2 separate regions of the Homo sapiens genome follow, and region 1 is linked to region 2. Evidence: chromatin loops called from intact Hi-C (ENCODE). Cell type or tissue: thyroid gland. All regions are shown on one strand.

Region 1 (8,000 bases), 400 kb after region 2:
GAAACAGGCGCGGGGTCTCAGGTTGGATTATTTGTTGGCCTTAAGTCCCAACTGATGTCCATTAGCCGGACTCGAAAGTGAGGAGCCGTTAATGTGGACTATGGATCGATCTACGTCATTACGGATTAACGGCCTGGATTTATCATTGGGTTGGGGGGATGACGGGGGGTGGGAACAAGATGGATGGAAAGGGAGGGAAAGACAAGATGCAACTAGGAAGAGACACACCTGACCAGCCCCTCCCCCCAGGCTCAGGTGGGAGTTCAAACTGCTCCTCCCCTCCCCCATCTAGAGTCTAGACAGACGGCACAGGCCTAGGAGACTAGGAGGGAATCTGGAGGGGGCGCTGGAGGAGTGCGAAACGGGGGAAGGGAGCCGGCAGAATAGAGGGCATCCCGGTACTGGCTGGAGTCTGTGTTCGAGGGTCGACTAGGGGAGGGGGTCCTGGGCCCGGTGACCGCAGGCCTCAGCATCTCCACTCTGCGTAACAGGTTCCTCCTTTGGGCCCAGCGGCCGGCGAGGCCGCCAGACATACACACGTTACCAGACGCTGGAGCTGGAGAAGGAGTTTCACTACAATCGCTACCTGACGCGGCGGCGGCGCATCGAGATCGCGCACGCCCTGTGCCTGACGGAGAGGCAGATCAAGATATGGTTCCAGAACCGACGCATGAAGTGGAAAAAGGAGAGCAAACTGCTCAGCGCGTCTCAGCTCAGTGCCGAGGAGGAGGAAGAAAAACAGGCCGAGTGAAGGTGCTGGAAAGGGAGGGAGGACGCGAGGGGAAAGGCCTGTGGGGAGCCGAGGGCGTCAGAGAGACCCGGGAAGGAAGGCTCTCGGGTGGGGGAGCCAGGAGACCTGCTCTCCGGCGCAGACAGGCGGGGCCCAGCGCTCTCCTGGACGCCCCCGCCCGCACAGCTCCCGGCGGGTGCTCTGAGGCCTCACTACTCGAGCCCACCCAGCATCCCGCGCGCCCTTCCTTCCCGAGGAACTCGCCTCAGCCTGATCAGGCTTCCTGGTGAGAACTGAGGAGCGGACTCACTTGATGTTTCCTGGAAGCAGAGCAAAATGCTCTTGTCCCTGTCGCGTCTCATTTTGTCCATGTCCCCCGTGCACGGTTCAATGGTAGATTCGCTGTCCCCTCAGCGGGGGCCTTGAAGACTCCCTGATCCCAGACCTGTCGTCTCTCCCACCCCCTCCCCAAAGCCACTGGAAGGAGCACATACTACCTAGAAGTAAGAAGAGGAGCCTCAGAAGAAAACAAAGTTCTATTTTATTAATTTTCTATGTGTTGTGTTTGTAGTCTTGTCTTAGCTCTGGACGTGAAATACTTCGATGATGATGATGATGATGATGATGATAATAATAATAATAATAACAACAACAACAACAATAATAAAGATGTGAAAACTCGACGCTCGGTCACCTCCAATCCTCCCCTGCCATTTTTTCCTCTCTCCTCAACCCCCAGCCTCTCCATCTTTCCTGAGCCAGAATTCTTCAGCAAAGGCGAGAGCCCTGGCCCGCCGAAGCGAGCCCTGTTCGACTGGGAAGTTACAGCTGAGATAAAGGCTGGAGCGATCAGTCCTGCCCAGGCCCCAGCGCTGCGTTTCCCTGGTGCTGAGGCTCACAGCCGCTTCTCCCCGTGCAGACTTGGGGGATGGAGAGGTGCTGTGTCCCTCTCATTCTCTAGCCTTTCCTCGTGTATACACAGCACTAAGGGAGCCACTGAGGCCCCTAAAGCTCTCTGGCGGAGACGGAGCCATAGTCTGGGGGCCTCTGCAGCGCTTTTCTGTCCTCACCTTCGCAGCGACCCCTGGTCTTTGGCCCGTCCACATGGCCAGGTTTTTTCGCCAGCCTTGGCCCTCCGCTCCTGGCCTGTGGCTCTGGAGACTGAAAAATGGGGCCACTGGGTATCTCTCACCCTGCAGCTGAAGGCTCCAGGTGCCCCTTCCCACCTCAAGTAGCAGATCAGCCTCAAGTAGGAGATCAGCCTCAAGTAGGGGAATGTAAAGCCACCAGCCAGGCACAGGCCGAAGGCCACAACTTTCCCTTGCTCCTTGGAGACCCCAGGGCAGGAGGCCAGGTGATGGGGCTTTTAGTGTCATCCTCTCAACCCAGAATGGCTCATTCTCTCTCTGCTTGCACCGGCACCCAGAAGGCAAGCTGCGGTCACTGTTTTCCTTTATTCCTCCGCCCTCTCGCTTCCTTTCTTATTTTTAAAGAAAATAGTCCCCTCCTAATAGGAGACCAGCTGCGGCGGTCTCTGGCCGCCCAGCGTGCTCAGCAAAGCATGCGGGTCCTTGGAACCCCTTTTCCGGGAAGGCGGCTGCCACCAGGCAAATTCTCAAACTGCCTAGCTGCGAGTGAGGGACCTGTAGTGGGGCCTCCGAATGCAATAGCCGAGGAGGAGGGGAAGGGATCCCGCTTTACAAACTCTCAGACACATGTTACTACTCAAACTAAGCAGCAGACGCGGTGGCCGCTGCAGTCTTTTCGGCAACTAGGCCGCTTAGCCCCAGCTGTGCTCGGTTTCTGGGGTCCCTGTCCTGCTCTGTCACTCCCCACGCCTGGGCTAAGGACCACCAAGGAGGTCCGGAAGGGGATTTCGAACTTCCAAGTGGCCCAGGAGAAGTGAACGCTTCTCCTTCTTTTTCAAGCCTCCCGCCCAGCCCTGCCGGCTCGGCCTGGGCGCTGTGGACCGGTAACAGCAGTTCCACCAGGATGCAGGCCGGACTAAGCTCCTGGGGAAAACCCGTTGCAATAATTGTTTTTCACACACAACTTCCAACCCTTCCCCCATTTCCGCCTCCAATTCGGAGACTTGCAAAGCCCAAGAAAGGGAAAAGCAACTCTATCTTTGATCTTCTCATCCAAAGTTAAAATAATAACGACAATGATGATGTAGGGAGAAAGAACCAAATAGAGAGGCTAACCCCACCCACAAGAAAGTGGGTAAAAAGCCCAACCCCTGCTCTAAAAGGCTCAACCCTGTGGCTGAGCCTTGGCCGGGTTTCTTTCTCTCCCGGCGACTGCAGGGAGCCTGCAGGGAGCCAGCAGGGAGGCAGCCGCCCGCCGCCATGGCGGTCTCACGCCCGCGCTCCCGTCGGTCGCCGGGAGGTGGCGCGCTCTGCTCAGAGGCCAAAGCCAACCTTCTCTCTGTTTCTCCCCCTTCTCCTTTTTTCCCCCTCTCTCGGAGGCTCGCATTGAATCGGCCCTAACGATTCTCGGATCGTCATTATTTGTAACCATAGAGCATGAATTACCTCTTGAGGTCATCAGCGAGAATTTACGACTGGTCAACAAAAGCACGTGATTCCCTAACGCCCCCCACCCCCCTTCCAACCCCCCCCCCATATTTGGCCGCATACATAGCAAAACGAAGTACAGTGCATCGCTATAATTCATTAATACATCATAAATCGTGAAGCACAGGGTTATAACGACCACGATCCACAAATCAAGCCCTCCAAAATCACCCAAATGAGCTCGTACTTTGTAAACTCCTTCTCGGGGCGTTATCCAAATGGCCCGGACTATCAGTTGCTAAATTATGGCAGTGGCAGCTCTCTGAGCGGCTCTTACAGGGATCCCGCTGCCATGCACACCGGCTCTTACGGCTACAATTACAATGGGATGGACCTCAGCGTCAACCGCTCCTCGGCCTCCTCCAGCCACTTTGGGGCGGTGGGCGAGAGCTCGCGCGCCTTCCCCGCGCCCGCCCAGGAGCCCCGCTTCAGGCAAGCGGCTTCGAGCTGCTCCCTGTCCTCGCCCGAGTCCCTGCCCTGCACCAACGGCGACAGCCACGGCGCCAAGCCCTCTGCTTCGTCCCCCTCCGACCAGGCGACCTCAGCCAGCTCCAGCGCCAATTTCACCGAAATAGACGAGGCCAGCGCGTCCTCGGAGCCTGAGGAAGCGGCAAGCCAGCTAAGCAGCCCCAGCCTAGCTCGGGCGCAGCCAGAGCCCATGGCCACCTCCACAGCCGCGCCCGAGGGGCAGACTCCGCAAATATTCCCCTGGATGAGGAAGCTTCACATCAGCCATGGTAATTCTCTCTCTCTTTTTTGTCTTCTCGGCTTTCCTTCTCTGCGTTTTGGGGTGGGATCGGGGGGACAAGGAGAGCTTGGCTTTACCCTAAATATAGATTCATTTTTCTAAGGGGGAGAAGTATCTAAGAGGGGCCTCATAGCTTCGTAGACAGAGCCAAAAAGGGTCTCTCTGTTAAGAGGGGGGTATTTTTAATAATTTGTTTCCAGCTTCGGCTTAGGTTTTTATTAGCGCAGCTGAACCAGCTTTAGGATAAAGGATGGGGTTCATATAATGTGGGGAAGGGTCCTGCTTACCCCTGAAATTTTGAGACTGTCGCTAGCAAAGAAGGGGTGAACAGTAAAAGGAGCTTTCCGGGGCAAAAGTGCAACCGCTCTCCTCCCTCCCGGGGCGAGCGGCCGCCTGAGCCCAGCCAAGGGTGAGGCACTAGGAGCGAGCAAGAGACAAAGCCGGGCGCACTGGCTGCCTGCAGAAGTGGGGGATGCAGTAGAAAGGGGTGCAGAAATCGAGCTTGAATGTGGGCATCTGGAGTAGAGAGGATTGGAGCTGTGGTGAGCTGGGTGCCGGGACGCCTGGGTCCTGCTCCCCCGCCCCCTCCCACCCAGTGCCCCCTCCCTTAACCGGAATAATGTTGCCTTGCGGCTTTCCTCTATCTGCTCCAGATATGACCGGGCCGGACGGGAAAAGGGCCCGGACCGCGTATACCCGCTACCAGACCCTGGAGCTGGAAAAGGAGTTCCACTTCAACCGCTACCTGACCCGGCGACGGCGCATCGAGATCGCCCACGCACTCTGCCTGTCCGAGCGCCAGATCAAGATCTGGTTCCAGAACCGGCGCATGAAGTGGAAGAAGGACAACAAATTGAAAAGTATGAGCCTGGCTACAGCTGGCAGCGCCTTCCAGCCCTGAGCCCGCCCAGAGGAGCCCAGCGGCCCAAGAGCCCGTGCCACCCCCAGCCCTGGCCCCTCCAATCCTCCCCGCTCTGCCGCCGCCCGCTGGGGACCGGTTCCCACAAGCCTGCCTCGCCTTGTGTTACGATATTTCGTTTGGTCTTAGGTCTTCCTGTGGCTCCCTCTCTCCTGGACTGGTTATCTTGTTATTATTGTTAATAATAATTATTATTATTATTTTCCTTCCATGCTCCCAACTCCCTTCTGCTTGTCCCAAATCCGCCAGTGTTTCTGAATGTTTGTGTCTGTGGTTGCAGTCTTTCCCCCAGGAAAAAAAAAAAAAGAAATTCGCATGTTTAATGTGAACTCTCCCCTCCCCATCTGTGTTCTAACTTATTTATAAAAAGATGATCGCTGTATTTTGAGTTTCAGCTGGAAACTTCTGTAAGGGGCAGCAGTTGAGGTGGGGTAGTGCCGCAGTGGGGTCAAGCTGAGCTGGCTTCGGAGATGGAGTCCCTTTTCATTCTCCTCCTCCTCCCTCCTCACTCCCTAGGCCCAAGTCTCCTAGGGGCTTGGTCCTAGGGTGGGAAGGGGCTAGGGAGGACCAAAGGGATGGTATTGAGAAGAGAGAAAGAAGATAGTGAGATTTAAGTTCCTGCTGCCTGGGTAGGCCCCACAAGGCCTGGTCTGGGAGTATACGGAAACAAAAATGATCCTCAGTGCAAAATGTCTTGTGTATTTCTCTGTGAATCCATGGGTCTGGCTAGAGGGCCCAAAGCTTGTAAATATGGGGATAGTCTGGGTCAGACCCATCTCTCCCTTACCCATCTTGCTTCCAAGACCATTTGTAGTGAGCGAGTGGATGCTGTGCTACGTGTGAAATCTGTCTTTGCGGGGCCTGTCTCAGTGATTCGCTTTTGGTATTTGTTTGTAGCTTTCCTGGAAGTCAAATAAATGTTTCCCCCACTCCATTGCCCTTCCACTTGTCTTTTCTCCGAGGGGTCTGCCTCTCCCATCCCGGGCACACCCTGCACCATTCTCAATAGATCTGGGGTGCAGGGAAGAAAAAGTAGGCTGCTCCCCAACAACTCTTCTCAGCCATGTAAGTCACTGGCTTGGTCAACAGTGCTTGGGCCAGGGAACAGACCTTCATGCCTGGGGGACTCCAAGGCCCAGAAACCCCATGTGGGGCTGGGGCAGAGGAAAGGCTGAGCTAGACTTCATCCTGGTCTTCCACTAGCTGGCCAAGGAAGCCTCTGGAAAACTCTTCTGGGAAAGTAATTTGGGCCTAAGTCCTCAGCAGGAGGCTCCTGGCCTTTTGGGAGTGGTAGAGGCCTGCCCAGCCCCCTGTCTCCTACTCCAAGTCCCAATTCAGCTCTGCCACCAACTAAAGCAAAAAAAAAAAAAAAAAAAATTCAGCTGGATTTCAAAGGATTTCTCTCACCCTCAGCCTTCCCTACCCTTATCAAGGGCTCCTTCTCTCCAAGGGCCCAACTGATCTTCCCTCTTGATTAGGAGTTAGGGTCCTTTCAGAAAGACCCCTGGTTCCCTTTCAGCCTGGCCCAGGGCTAGGGCCCAGTCTACCTCCATCCAAGTCAGCCTCCACCCTGAGCACAAGAGTCAAGTCTGGACACTTACCCGGTCAATCCCTTCCAGCTTGGCCCAACTTCTTACTGGACTTGGAGGGAGGGGGAGCTGGTGAGGAGGAAGCCGAGGGTCGTGGAGGCTCTACTTGGCCCTCCTTTCCCTTCACCCCTTGACTTTGTCTCCCTTTGTCGATAGCAAACTATCCCAAAAGTCGCTATGACATTTAGATGTCAAATGGATAGGGGTTTTATCTCGAAGTTAGATCGTAAAAATCGCCGAGAAGTCAGACAGATACCCCTCACTGGCTCGAGAAAGTCACGTGAGGTCCATAAAGTTAGTTTTATGGTTTTGGGGAGTTGACACCGCGCAGTATATTTCACATTCTCCAGAATGTTAAGTGACACTTTAACTGCTCGCTGTGGTGGGGAAGGGGGCAGAGGTAGGTGAGCACTCTCCCAGCCTGGAGCAGCCGGACCAGCCCAGAAGGCAGCGGCGGCCCAGGCCAGCATTCCCGCAGTAAGTCGCTTTCAGCTTTCGCTTTTACCCCTTGCAATTCTGGGGCCTGGGACTGGGGGAAGAAAACTTGTTTCCACCTGGGGCTGTGGGGTGATGTAGGGGAAATTTAGCCTGTTTTATGCACCCAGTTCTAAGGGACTGGGTGCCTGAAATGAGTGCTCTCAGTTTCTTAAGGCCTCATCGGTCGGGGGTGCCTGATTTTTACCAACAGGAGTGTCTGACTTTGTGGGGAAAAGGGTTTGTGTGGGGGATCCATGCTCCCTCAGTGCCAGCGGAAATTTAGGGACCAGGAAGGAGGGGTGTATATTGCTGAAAGAAGGGGCCATTGGTGGGGGCCACTTCACTGCTGGATATCTTCAGACAACTATCCCCCCATCCTCCGGAAAGAAACTTTATGACATTCATTTGTCGGAGGTGTGTGGGGGTGCACCGCTGGGCACTTTTATCTGGATACATCTGAGCTGAGAAAAAGCACCGGGTAGGCGGCTGCTGTGGGCTACCTTGCCCTGGGGTGATCTCTGGCTTTCCGATCTTTGAAGCCCATAAAAAGAGGTCCCTCCGGTTATCTTTGGCTTCATCAGGCTTCTCTGGGATGGGGAGCACAGCGCTGCTTTTGCCTCCACCTTCAGCCTGTTGGTCTCAAGCTAATCTTTCTCCTTGGCTCGAAGTAGGATCCTGAAGTCAGACTAGGGAGCAGACAGAGAGGGCAATTCCCCCAATTCAAAACCTAATTCCTGAACCAGGAGTGGGGGAAGGGAAGAGCTTCTTCTCTTGCCTAGAGGTGTTAGGTGTTTAAGTAGAACTCTGGCAAGCCCTCCTCAAATAAAATCAGCTCAAGAATACAAATCCCTCAACTGTCGGGAGGAAATAGATTCAGGAGCTGGAAGAGAAAATAGGAAAGGTGCTCTTTTTTCCTCTCTTTTTCCCTCTTCTTTTCTGGGCACACCCTCAAAGTCCCCTT
Region 2 (8,000 bases):
GAGTCTGTAAATTCGTTATTATTCATTTTTTAATTTTTGCTTTATTAAATCACTGAGGCTTGTTGAGTGGATCGCTCTGGAATCCCGATTTGGGAAAGGTGCGAGGCCATTTGTGTGGGTGCGCTGCCTACACAGCTCCCAGATGTGGGAAGGAGCCAGGAAAGAAAGGGCTCCCCGTTCCTCAGAAAGTGGGGCGCGGGGCGGGAGGCAGTGTGCAGAATGAAACTTTATTTTTCTCTGTTGGCCAGGAAGACGGGCTTTGGGCCACGGAGCGGTCACCTGTCGGGGCTGGTTTGGGAAGGGGTGGACCTGGGGGAGCGGAGCGGGGCCTGGCGGGGAGGGTCCCTCACTGCCACCGCGCGCGCCTCTCGGCCCAGCCTCGGCGTCTCGGGAAGCAGCATGGCGACCCGGCGCCGCCGCCGCCGCGCCACCCCGCTCACGCCCCACTTTCAAATCAAAATGGCTCAAGCCCCAGGCCCTGGGCGGGAGGCAAGACCCCCTTCCTTGCAAGTCCTGCTGGAGGGCTGCATTCCCCACGCGAAGCGGACAGATCGCAGGCGGTCCGGGTACCCCTTCCACGCCTGGAAAGGCCTAAGACTGAGGAACGGGAGCCGGGGTTTTCCAGCTGGGGGGGCGTCCACCGGCGGATAGGGAGGGGCTGGGCGTGGAAATAACGCCCAGCCAGGGGTCATCCCCGTGTCCCTAAATTCAACCCCCCACTACTGCCAGTGGGGGCTCCCGCCCCGTCGGTGGGGAGGAAGGATGGGGGAAGCCAGAGCTCCTTATCTCAGGCTGGGAGAAAGGGATGAGGAAATCCCGAATGTTTCTGCGCGGGGGTGGGAGGCGCAGAGCGAGGGAGGGGGCATCGAAGGGGGTAGGTCGAGGGTGGGTACGGAGGCCAAACCCCGCAGGCCCGGGAAGAGAGGAGTTGGCGGGAGAGGAACCGGAAGGTGCGGGTCTCCGTTGTTCGGGGCTCTCGTTGTGGCTTTTCCGGGAGGTGGCTGTGTTCTTACCGGAGAAAGTTTCGATGGCCTTCATCGCCCAGTGCTCGTCCGGGCAGTCCACGAAGGCGTAGCCGGATTTGACCAAGAACTGGCCGCTGTAGGAGATCTTGTGCTCCGCAAACACTTTCTCCAAGTCCGCGGGGGTCACGCTCTCGTTGAGGTTGCCGATGTAAAGCTTGTTCATGGTGGCGGTCTCGGGGCAGGACGCGGTCCCGGGCAAGGCCGAACGAGCGGGCGCGGGCGGCGAGCCTCCTAGGCCAAGAGGCGGAGAGGCCGGCGGCAGGAGCCGCAAACTTTCTTTGCACCCCACCCCAGAAGTTGTCCCGAGCCCAGGGCGGGGAAGGCGGCCTGAGGGCGCGCAGAGGTCGCGGGAGAGTTCGGGGAGAGCCCAGGAGAAGTGCCCGCGGCGCGCAGGGAGACGGACGACACGGCGCAGCTTCTTCCCTTCGGTCCGAAACCCCTCCGAGAGGGCTGGTGTGTCACGTTTCTCCGCGGCCGCCCTGGCGCCGCCTCTAAATAAAATCGACTTGAAAAAAAATGGAGCGGAAAAAAAAAAAAAAAAAAAAAGGAGAAGCCACGTGGTGACAGCCCCCACCCACCCTGCAGGGAAAGACCCCCGACGCCACAGGGCCCCTCGGCCCTCCGGCCAAACCCGATAATCTCCCGCCTGAGGGTGGGGAACTCAACTCACCCCCGGGGTAAACTGGGGCGGTGCGGCAGCGTCCCTGAAGCTCTACAGGCCCCTTCCCCCTTTGCAAGAACCTGGCCCCTAGGGAAGCGCCCCGCCCCCACCCATCCCCCTACCCCAGCCCAAACTGGGGGAGGATGGTCCAGCCCAGATCTCACATGTCTTAAAGGGTAAAATGTACGGTTATTTTTCATTCGTTTTGGGGGGCGGGGTTGCTCACCCCTCCCCGGTTAACTGCTAGCGACTGACAGGCGGGGGACGGCCGAGACAGACAAAGAGAAGCCGAAGACTCTGGGGTCTTCAGGAGAGGGTCGCACGAGCTGGTGATTTAAAAAGAAAGGAACCTTTTCCCTAGATGTTTAAATGGGGGGGGTCTCCGCCTTCCCCACGCCAGCCCCACGAAACTCCCCCGCCTCCGGGGATGCAGGACCGGGGGACCCTGCGAGCGCGGGACTGGAAAGCTGGGAACGGGGTATCCCAGTGGAGAACGAGGAAGCCGCAGGAAATAATGTTTTGAGATCCCCACGGGAGAAAGGGTGGTTCGCACCCGGGGTCCGGCTGTTAAATGATAACGTTTCGGGGTCCTGAGGGGAACACGCGGAACTGGCCGGAGATGACTCCAGGAGACAGGAACGGTGGGAGACAAGGAAGAGGAGTGATAGCTAGGGCTAACCGGAGCGAACTGAAGGGGGAGGTCTTAGGGAGGGAGTGACCGGGTGGAGATTTGAATGGTCCCCTTTTCCCTCCCAGAGTCGGGGACAGACAGGTGGAGTTTCCAGAGCCTGCACCACCCGGGACACTGCTGGCAGCTCTCTAGGCCCTAGGTTCGGGTCTCGGAACTTTGTTTGGGGTGCAGGATTCCGATCCTGGCGGGAAGGCGGGAGAGGGACGGAGGGCGGGGGGCTAAGCGGGAAGCCCCGCCCACGTCCCCAGGTCAGACCCGCGGGGGGAGGGGGTAATTTCCGCTCCGCGCACGGGGAAGCGAGGGGCGGGAGCTTAGGGGAGGGGGCGGCGGCCACTCCCCTCCTCCTCCCGCCGTTCCTGGGGAGGGGGAAGCGGATCCGCCTGGGTCCCTTCCCTCGGCTTTGACCAACTCATTCCGGATCCTCCGGCTCCCGGAGCCCGAGGGAAGGACCCGACTGGGCAAGGGGCGACACGTGGGCGGTCGCACCCCGTCTGGGCGGTGGGGGAGGGGGCTGCTCGCCGCGCGTTTCGGAGTCCCGGATACGCGGCGGAGAGCGGGACGCGCGGTCCACGGGCAAGCCCCGGCTCCACGGCGGAGCGGCGAGCGAGGCCAACGAGTTTCTAGCGGCGGAGGCTGGGATGGCGCCAGGGGTGGCCGAGAGCGCGGCCCGGAGACCCTGGAACCCCCTCGCCCAGGGAACGGGGAAAAAGGAGGGGTCGACCCCCAGAAATTCTGGAATCCCCTTGAACAGGGCGAAAACTGGGGTGTTACTCCGGACTCTGTGGGAGGGAGGATAATTCTAGCGGGGGCACGCGTGCTGGGAGGGCAGGTGAGGAAGGGGGTCACTCCCCTTCCCCAGTCCCCGACCCCATTGTCTCAGTCGCCTGCGGCCCGGGCCGACTCCGCAACACGTGTTGACTACACCGATATGAATGCCTTGAATTTTTTTTATTGTTATTATTTTTCGTTTGCAGAGTCTGAGCTGACTCCGACTTTGGCTCACCGCTCTGCGGCCGGACGATTGTATGCCATTCAAAAAGTCGGGAGTTGAAAGACAGCACGCAGCACCTTTGTCCCCCTCCCCGTTTTCCCGGCGCGCTGAAAAGAAATGGGGCTGGGACTTAGGGGCGGGGGAGGGCTTCCAACTCGGTTTCTCTATATCCTCCACCACCTTAGAGCCCACCCTCCCCAATGAGCGTTTTGTTCTACCCAGCCACGTGTTTGTCGGATTTTTGTTTTTGTGATTTTTTTTTCCCATGGAACAACAAGAATTAAAGTACTAGGAGCTATTTGTTGTTGAGTAGAAAGAGAATATTTTCTGTCCAAGAAGGTGGGAGACATCTGTGTCTCACCCCCACACACACACCTCCGACCCTCCCCCCTTATCTGACTCTTAATACTTAGCTGTTGGTCACAAGCATTATTTTTAAACAAACCAATGAGTAGGAAACAGGCATGCCACATAGTAGGCACTCAATAAACATTTTTTTAAATGAAAAACAAGCTAATACAAACAGCACAGCAAAGAGAATTGATGAAAATTAGAGTCCAGGGGGGAAAAAATTATCTTGGCCAGAACGTGTGGCTCTGTTGCCCGGGAACTTTTCTTGGTGATGTGTGTAGACTTTTGAAAGGGCTAAAAGATGGTCTCAAAAAGGCTGTTGTATTTCTTGGCCTTTTCCTAAAGAGGAGCCCCAATCTCCTTAAATCTTTTCTGTTATATTGGGGAACAAGGAGGAGGGCAACTAGGCAGATCATCCCAGTTCCCAGAAACTTTAAGTGCTGTTTCTTTCATTTAATTTGAATCTTTAGGTGCTAATAAAAGCACTTCTCAGATTGTCTCCCTGGGGGACATATCCACTACTCTGCCTCTGTATGCCTAAAACAAAAGCAAGTTACACCCCATAAAAATCTCCATCCAGACCTCTAAACTCCTATAAAATGCAGTCCACTTTTTACTATCCTAGAGTCAATGGGAAACAACATTTTTAAAAATAATCAGTGAATTCAGTTCACTTTCAGGTTGATTTTTTTCCATGTAAAAATATACTAACTAAATGTTAGCTGAAATCAGTTTTAATGTATTTAAGATAACGTTAGAAGAGAATATATAAATTTCACTTGAACAATCTGCTATTTTTAAATCCTTTTAAATATTTAATTAAAAATTACCAATAATTGCTAAATTGAAACTGATTAGTTCTTTTTAAAAAATCAGCTGTTTTACTGAATTCTAATCCTCTCCACCCCCCAAAAAAAGGCTTATGTGTGTATAGTCAGAAGCTGCAAAGGCTGCAAGAATACAAGAGAGGAGACAACAGGGGTGAGATACAGATCTTTTTAGCCCCCAAATCAGTTTTGCCTTAGTGACCTGGCTATTTTAGGCTGGGGTTGGGGGAACTAAATCACATTGATTGGTGTTTCATCTCTCCCTTTTGAATGAGCCCAGCACTCACATTAAGGGTTATTTCTTATCTAGACTGACATTCCTAGGTTAGGGATAAAAATGGGCAGACTTGAGGTACCATAACTTTTCATCTTTCTTTTCTTTGTTTTTGTTAACATTAAAGATTACTATCAAATATTGTATTTATTTTCAATTTTTTTTCTACATTGCTTCTTTGGGACAGATAAATCTTTAGTGCAGAGTTACACTTGTGTAAGAGTTAAAAATATAGCTACAGGATTAAATGGTTTTTTCTTTAATAATTATCCTTTATAATACATATCGTATATAATATATATTGTATATTCTACATAGTAATATTAATACTGTTATACCTCTTCCTCTTCTTGTTCTCCTCCTCTTCCTCCTCTTCTTTATTTTTTCCTGGAGAACAGTTTGGTCTAGTTATGGAATTTAATTATCTGAATTCAGAAACACTGACATTTGACTCCATTTTAAAGATAGGATAATAATCCATTTTCCTCCAATGTGAATATACAAATACATGCAGAGAGGAAAAAAAAAGTTTGAGAGAATAAACCAACTTTTTTAAAGATGAAAATAAAAGAATATTTTTCTTGGAGAAATAAGCCAAGTTAAAAAAAGGAAAGACAAAAAGGAAAGAAAAAAGTTTAAAAAAATGAAAAAAGAAAAAATAGAAAAATTAAAAATCAATAATTTCACTTGTCATAGAAAATTAATTTTACTTGTAAATGTTTATTTTTCAGCATTTGTCCATTTATAATGGTTTAAAATTTATCATTTTTATATCTTAATTTTTCACTTGCATTTGTACCATAAATATTTCCCCAGGCTGCCTCCAAGTTTTCATAACTATCATTTTAATTCAGTCCAGTTATATGTGTAAATTATTAATCATAATATTTAGATATACATTTCATCAAATTTTTTACTTTTGTAAACAGTGCTGAACAGATATTCTGGTGAATATAAATTTTTCCTTTTTGGGGTTAGCTCCTTTGCATAAATCCCCAGAATATATATTGCATTTTAAATCTAACACTTACTGACTCTTCTATTTTTAAAGTGTAGCATGTTTTACAAAAGAAAGAACAAAACAAATGGAAAGCAGCTAGGAGGGAAATACATTAAAATACAATTTATTTTCTAATGAATCCATCAATTTTGGAATAAAATTACGGTTGCTATAAAATACAGAAAAAGGAAAGCTCACATTTCCTGATATATTGCTGCTTTAACCTCAAAGTTTTTAGAGGAATTTGTTTTTTGTTTGGTTGGTTTTTATTTTATTTATTTACTTTTGTTGTTGCTTGCTTGTTTTTTTACTGTTACTACTTTAGGATGTTTTGTTTCTTCCTGCAACTTAAAGTCTTAGTGTGGTTCTTTTAAATGCCTATAAACTTTAAGAAAGTGTAAATTAGTTCCAGTTTAAAAGCACATGCAGCTTTTTCTCCTGTCAAATAAATAAGGATAAGTATGTGTTTAGGATATCTCATAAAATGTAAGCAAACTGTAAGCAGAAAAGGAAATTTTTCTCCTTCAAATTATCGTTCATTCAAAAGTGTTCAGTGTTTAAGACCTGAGAAAGAAATGTATTTATTCCAGAGATAGAAGAGGCTCAAGGGGAAAAAAGAACTTTAAGGACAATCGTTTGTTTTTCTGTGGGTCACACAGTGTGTTTGACAAAACCTCTCAATTTTTTGTTTTGGTTCAGGTTTACAATGTAGAAACTTTTAGGTAAGGAGGGGATCATTTATTTTATTAACTTTAAAAATAGATGTTTTCAAATTCATTTTGTTAGTAAACTACTCCACCCAACCTCTATTAATACATGTAGAAGAAATGGTCAATAACATGCTTCACATTACATTCTTATTACCTTTTGTAATTTTTTTTATTCCAAAGTCATTTGATCAAAAGATAATGTACGATCTTGTTTAGTTCCTACAGCACAAAACACAAAATAGATCACTGATTGATTTGGGGGGGGATTGTATAATTCAAGAAAAGACAAGGAAAAAATGTTATTTTTCAAAATAAATTGTAAAAAGCAACAAAAGAGAAGGAATCCATATATAAATATTAAGGTGGAAACAGTAATGAGACAATTTTGTACTTGAAATCAACATATCTTCTAAATATTTAAATTATTTTAATTCGAAATTAATCAGTTACATGTCAAACTTCATGAAGTTTCCATTTTAGCTACACAACATCTATACATTTTAAGACTAAAAGAATTTTTTAACTCAGCAAATTATTTTCGTTTGCTTTTCTAAAAATTTTACCCCTAATGATGAGATTAACTGACTACTCCTGTTTAGGATTTTTTTTCAGGAGCTGCCACAAATATTTCAGTTACTAGGGATAATGCTGCTATGTTGGGGTTTTTTGTTGTTTTAAATTTTAAAAATTAAGAAATATTATTTCACTAGTATTTCATCACCAAAAAATTAATTTAAAACAGTTCAATCTGTCTTCATGTACAAACCAGATTTACAAAGAAAAGAGACTCAGCCTAATAGTATGGCATTTTTGTTTTAAATGGTTGTTTGACTAAACTGAGACACAATTCTAAAAGTGACTCCTAATTTTCATGAGTTAACAATCTAGAGAGAATTTTGGTTCACCCAACTCTCCTATAAACACCTCCACCTTTTTTTTTTTAAAGAATTATTATCAACACAACTTAATTTCCACTCTTAAACACAATCTGAAAATATTTGGTGAGCATTTATATAATAAATTATTGAGTACATTCTTATAATTTTCTTTTCATTTCTAAAATGTGTTTATAAAGTGTATAGGGAAAGAATTCAGAGTTATTTCTAAATTGCTTTAAAATGAGGTTCCTGACCCATCTTTTTTCCTACCTTCCTCTTCCTCCCTGCCCCTCCCCCTGCCCCTGCCCCTCCCCTCTCTCTTCCTCCCCCTCTCCTTTTGTTCCTCCATTTTTCTTCCCGCTCCGGACACTGTCAGTTCCTTTCCTCCTCCCCCTTTACCTTTACCCTCTTTTCAATTTTTCTTTTTCTTTGTTGCTTCTCTTTACCCTTTTATTATTCTCCTGCTCCTCTGCCCCTCAACTGATTTGTTCCTTCTCTTAAATCAATATACCTAACCAAACTTTCTGTCCTTTTTCTTCTCCCTCTCCCACTATCACTAACTTGTTCTCATTCAAACTTACTTCTAGTGAAA

The links. Peaks named below come from ENCODE experiments on the same cell type or tissue, not always from the same donor. Only the 100,000 strongest peaks of a DNase experiment are listed, where the experiment ranks them.
Region 1: a loop joins it to region 2, with 3.0 times the contacts of the local background. A loop is called at or near these places in 3 of 110 quality-filtered maps.

What each region holds. Positions count from the first base shown.
Region 1 is chr17:48,589,164-48,597,163 of GRCh38, reverse strand. HOXB3 (homeobox B3) reads left to right here and starts at 6,923. Exons shown (of 5, transcript NM_001384749.1): 1 at 6,923-7,039. It overlaps HOXB5 (homeobox B5), which reads left to right and starts at 3,385. Exons shown (of 2, transcript NM_002147.4): 1 at 3,385-4,043; 2 at 4,708-5,907. The coding sequence starts at 3,482. The coding sequence ends at 4,955. It overlaps HOXB6 (homeobox B6), which reads left to right. Exons shown (of 4, transcript NM_018952.5): 4 at 492-1,413. The coding sequence ends at 751. It overlaps HOXB-AS3 (HOXB cluster antisense RNA 3), which reads right to left and starts at 6,744. Exons shown (of 3, transcript NR_033201.2): 1 at 6,575-6,744. RefSeq lists enhancers at 501-670, 728-1,399, 2,442-2,947, 3,177-3,246, 2,948-3,455 and a silencer at 3,712-3,761. In thyroid gland, a CTCF peak has its summit at 3,119 (motif pointing right); no DNase peak of the experiment used is centred here; H3K4me3 peaks cover 275 bases; H3K27me3 peaks cover 4,913 bases.
Region 2 is chr17:48,990,934-48,998,933 of GRCh38, reverse strand. IGF2BP1 (insulin like growth factor 2 mRNA binding protein 1) reads right to left here and starts at 1,549. Exons shown (of 15, transcript NM_006546.4): 1 at 1,014-1,549. The coding sequence starts at 1,188. RefSeq lists a silencer at 1,390-1,459. In thyroid gland, no CTCF peak of the experiment used is centred here; no DNase peak of the experiment used is centred here; H3K27me3 peaks cover 5,921 bases.